Linked DNA regions of Homo sapiens: region 1 is linked to region 2. The links are chromatin loops, found by intact Hi-C in ENCODE. Cell type or tissue: heart left ventricle. All regions are shown on one strand.

The links. A loop is a pair of places that touch in the nucleus more often than their neighbours do. Peaks named below come from ENCODE experiments on the same cell type or tissue, not always from the same donor. Only the 100,000 strongest peaks of a DNase experiment are listed, where the experiment ranks them.
Region 1: it touches region 2 in a loop (3.0-fold over the local background); 68 of 110 quality-filtered maps call a loop at or near these places.

The regions. Positions count from the first base shown.
Region 1 is chr17:2,847,939-2,850,438 of GRCh38, reverse strand. The region is part of intron 2 of RAP1GAP2 (RAP1 GTPase activating protein 2); the gene reads right to left. Among named protein-coding and RNA genes, the nearest start is that of RAP1GAP2, 53 kb to the right of the region's middle. RefSeq lists enhancers at 332-922, 2,105-2,500. In heart left ventricle, CTCF peaks have their summits at 1,269 and 1,474 (motif pointing left); a DNase peak (open chromatin) is centred at 1,468.
Region 2 is chr17:3,028,192-3,030,691 of GRCh38, reverse strand. The region is part of intron 22 of RAP1GAP2 (RAP1 GTPase activating protein 2); the gene reads right to left. Among named protein-coding and RNA genes, the nearest start is that of OR1D5, 34 kb to the left of the region's middle. In heart left ventricle, no CTCF peak of the experiment used is centred here; a DNase peak (open chromatin) is centred at 951; H3K27ac peaks cover 1,488 bases.

The DNA of each region.
Region 1 (2,500 bases), 180 kb after region 2:
TATTGCAACCCTAAATGAAAATCCATTATCACTTGCCCTTCCTACCATGAAAACAAACATAAATTTATTAAGTTCTGCCTCAATACTGTTGCCTGACAAAGGCTCTAAGCTTGAAGTACCTTCCTTAAAAAAGCAGGCGGGCCAGGCGCAGTGGCTCACGCCTGTAATCCCAGCACTTTGGGAGGCCGAGGCGGGCGGATCATGAGGTCAGGAGATCGAGACCATCCTGGCTAACATGGTGAAACCCCGTCTCTACTAAAAATACAAAAAATTAGCCGGGCGTGGTGGCGGGTGCCTGTAATCCCAGCTACTCGGGAGGCTGAGGCAGGGGAATGGCATGAACCCGGGAGGCAGAGGTTGCAGTGAACCGAGATCACACCACTGCACTCCAGCCTGGGCAACAGAGCGAGACTCCATCTCAAAAAAAAAAAAAAAAAAAGCAGGCAGTGTTAGGTGTTAGTGACACACCTGCGCCAAACCAAGGCACTGTTCTTGAAGAAATCACAGTTCGAAAGAGAACGGACAGGGAAGAATTTTCACATTACTCTGCTCCAAGGCCACATTCATGAGGCACTTTGGGGTGGGCTGAGAAAGCTGGATACATGCAGACCGCAGGAAATGAGGACGGCAGAAGTCTCTGACGGCAGAGAAGGGGTCTTCCTGCAGGTCTCACCTCACCCAACTTATGCCCCACGGCGTCCCAGCTCTCAGGACCTCCATGGCCTGTTCCAGCCTCCAAAGCTCACAGTCCCAGAGAACAAAGTGCCCGGCAGCTGCCAGCCCAGGTCTCTCTTCCAGTCCAGGGGAACTCCAAAGGCTGAGGGGGCCTGGGTGGGAATCAGGCCTGGGGCGGGAGACAGCGAAGTTAATCATGAACAGAGCGCAGACAGCTGCACAGCCCGTTCCTGAGGGGCCAGTGGGTTGAGGCAGACAGACACGCATGCCTGGCCCTGAAGAAAAGGGCCTTCTGTGCCTGGGAACCGGCTCCAGGAGACATATCCATGAGAAAGCGGGAATCAGCCCCAATCCCCGTGCCCCTCGTCAGAGAGCCAGCCTGCAGCAGACGCCACCTCGTCGCCCCACCCAGCCACCAACTCCCAGCGCCCCACTGCTGGGCAGAATGACTGCCACCGTTCTGGGCTGGGATTGGGGGTGGGTGGGGGCGAGGGGGGCCATGGAGCAAGGAGGGTGGGGCCTTTGATGAAAACCAGATGTCTTCAAACGCCTTGCCCCTCCCCTCCACGGGCAGGGTCCCAGCTATTCCATGGACCACACAACCTTTGGGACAACGCAAGGGTTATAAACAGAGCCTTGGACAGGACGGTCCAGCACCCCCGCTCTCTTCTGCCTTTGAGGGTACACACATACACACACCTGCTCTGGGATATCACTCTGAAGCCCGCTCGCACACAGCTGAACGCTCACACCTGTGCTAAGACACCTCCACTCTTGGCAGGTACATCAGCGCCCCCTGCTGGGCCACAGCACAGTTGCGTCTCTGGGATGCCCCCTTAGGAGGAAGACAGAGGAGGGGGAAGAGGGAGGCAGGAAGGCGTCGGGGGAAGGGAAAGATTGAAGTCATCTGAGGTCGGGAAGCAGTTTCTATTTTTGAAAAGTGAGAGCTGGGCCGGGTGCGGTGGCTCACGCCTGTAATCCCAACACTTTGGAAGGCCGTGGCAGGCGAATCACTTGAGGCCAGGAGTTCGAGACCAGCCTGGCCAACATGGTGAAACCCCGTCTCTACTAAAAATACGAAAATCATCCAGGCGTGGTGGCGGGCGCTTGGAATACCAGTTACTCGGGAGGCTGAGGAAGGAGAATTGCTGGAGCCCAGAGGCGGAGGTTGTAGTGAGCTGAGATCGTGCCACTGCACTCCAGCCTGGGGAACAGAGCAAGACTCTATCTCATAAATAAATAACTAATTAAAAAAAAAAAAAGAAGGAAAAGAGAGAGATGCAGGAAAACTCTCTGCCAACATACTGACTCTCCTCCCAGCTTCTAAAATCCCCTCACAGAACCCATGACCAGCCCCCAAGAGGTCCATCCCACCACAATAGGGTCGTTCCGTGATAAACGCAGGCCAGGACTCGGAGGCCTCAAAGACAAGCCTGGGAAACCTCAGCTCAGCCCAACTTTCCTGGGGCCACAGACGTCATATTAAGCAGAGGATCTAAACTGGCTCAGGTTTTGGAAACGGATCTCTGTGACTTGTGTGGCATTTCCAAGCTCCAAGGAAAGGAAACCACGCTGAGGAAACCCACAGATCCCACTCAGTGGCGGGCACCCTGCGCTCTGGTACCCAGAGCCATGAAGGTGGGGCCTGCAGTACGTGATGTCAATCAGAACCCTGCCGACTTCCTGTTCAGGGATTATGGAGAGTGGGTAGAGGGAGGAATAAAGAAGTTCTTCATATATCACTTGGGTTACTGAAGTTATTTAAAATACTTCCTTTTTTGAAGTTCATTTATGGATTTTTGAATTTTTGCTAAGCTGCATGACT
Region 2 (2,500 bases):
ACAGTTCAATAAATTATATTCAACAGAGGTAATAAATACTTGAAATTCGTCACTTCCTACTTATTTTTCTCTGTTTTACGATTATCTGTGCTCTTACGTCTATTGTATCCATGTGGTAGAAACACCCTAAAGATGGTGGCTACAGTATATCTTCTTCCCAAGTCCACGTTCGAGGACATCACGTCAGTAGCTTGAGATCAGCCACGACAAGTGTATTTACACCACAGAAACTGGTACATGCTACAAATCATGACTTGATTGATTGTTTTGTTGTCTAGACTTAAGGAACTAATAGAAAAAAAGGAATTTACATGAAACTTCAAAACATGCTGTGTCTGCAGCGATTACATTGTGAATAGCACAAAAGAAAACTGAGGAAATATCCTTCCGGGGTTTGAAAACTTTTCTCGGATACAGCAAGGAAATGACTCATGTCACTGACGAATGAAGTTCTCTTAATACAAAATACTCATGGCCGGGCGCCATGAGAGTGAGTGTGTGTGTGTGTGTGTGTATAATATATATTATACATATGTATATACATATAACATATAATATATATGTATATATAATATATACATATATGTATATTATGTGTATCTATAACATATGTATATTATATGTATATACTATATATGTATATATAATATATACATATAAAATACTTATTAACAAACATGGTAATATCAGTCCACATTCATGTCAGAATTACACACATTCATCTCCTGCAGCCTTAAGTTGGCTACAGATAAAAAGGTGAAGCAAACACCACTAAAAGCATTCTGTGAGAATCAGTTGGACATATGGGACTTATGGTAAAGAATATTATCTAGTATTTGTACACTGGGTTTGACATCCATCGTATAATAAAATTCCGTTAAGTGTGTGTGAGTGGTGGCAGAGCCCGGTGTCAACATTTCCCGCTGTGCCCCGCTGGCAGGAGGGCCACTTGACTTTCTGGCTGTCCTCTGGCCGAGGGTATGGAAAGCTTAGTGCAGCCTTCCTGGAAGCTGCTGGCTGGTTCGTGGTGCTTCGAATCGAGGAGTTCCACCCAGGGCTACAACACCTCTGTGTAACCTATCAGTCCTCTTCTGTGCCCCAGGAAGCCCAGGTAGGAAATGACCATGATCAGATATCTGACATTATGGAGACTGTACGTCAGGACGTCAGGCCACCTCTCCCCACTCCACCCTGCCTCTCCCCAGACTCAGCCAAACAGCATGAAACCGGTTCCCAGATCCCCCCAAGCCCACCCTGATCCAGTGGGTACCAAGCACATCTTTCGTGGGCTGGGGGTGAAAAGCAGCCCATCGGGGTTAAATACTGTGTGGAGAAAAGGTGTGTAAGAGGCAGCCTCACCGTGTGGTGTGGGAAGCACCGGCCATAAGTCACCAGACCCGCTCCAGGTCCCTTCCGCCCTCGGTGACCTTCAGCAACCTGCAGAGACTCTCTAATTCCTTTACTCAAAACCTTCCTTACTTTGACGTTTATTTAACACCAAGTGGGGGCCAGGCTTGCTTACAGATTCTTTCATTCATTCCTTCAATATTTAAGTCTTATTTAGAAAACAAAACAAAACAAAACAAAAACACCAGGTCAGGCGCGGTGGCTCACGCCTGTAATCCCAGCACTTTGGGAGGCCGAGGTGGGTGGATCACGAGGTCAGGAGTTCGAGACCAGCCTGGCCAACATGGTGAAACTGTGTCTCTACTAAAAATAAAAAAATTAGCCGGGCATGTGGCACATGCCTGTAATCCCAGCTACTTGGAAGGCTGAGGCAGGTGAATCACTTGAACCTGGGAGGCGGAGGTTGCAGTGAGCCGAGATTGCGCCATTGCACTCCAGCCTGGGTGGCAGAGTGAGACTCCATCTCGAAAAAAAATCAGGGAATTTGTATTTCCACCCCCTTTTACAGATGAGGAAACTGAGGCTCAGAGACGTGGACCTGTCAATGCTACAACCAGGATTTGAACCCAGCTCCGCAGCTGCCCAACCACAGGGGGCTGAATGAGAGGAGGCACGTGAACTCTTCCACTCACTGAGAAACACGCATGCAAAGGGTCACTGGCTGTGGAATCACGATCTTCCCTTCATCTCTGACCCTGCAGGTTCCCTTTGCAACATCCCTTCGCTGTGTGAACCCCAGGAACATTTTGGCTTCAGCCACCCTGAAGGCCTGTTGGCCCTTCCTGTGTTTCTACCATTGAGACTAGAGTTTTTCAACCGAATGTCATTTGGGGTCAGAGAATTATTTGTCTGATGTGGCTAGGGGGCTGTCCTGTACATTGCTTATCAGCTTCCGTGACCTCTGCCCACTAGATGCCAGTAGCACCCCTCCAAAATTGTGAAAATTAAAAATGTCGCCAGACATTGCCAGACATCCATGGGGTAGCAAGACTGCCCCCGGCTCAGAACCGCTGACTACACTATTGTCTCATTCCCATTCTTTAACCAACACCGAGGTTAACAGTTCCAGGCCTCGTACAAGCATGAGCTCCTT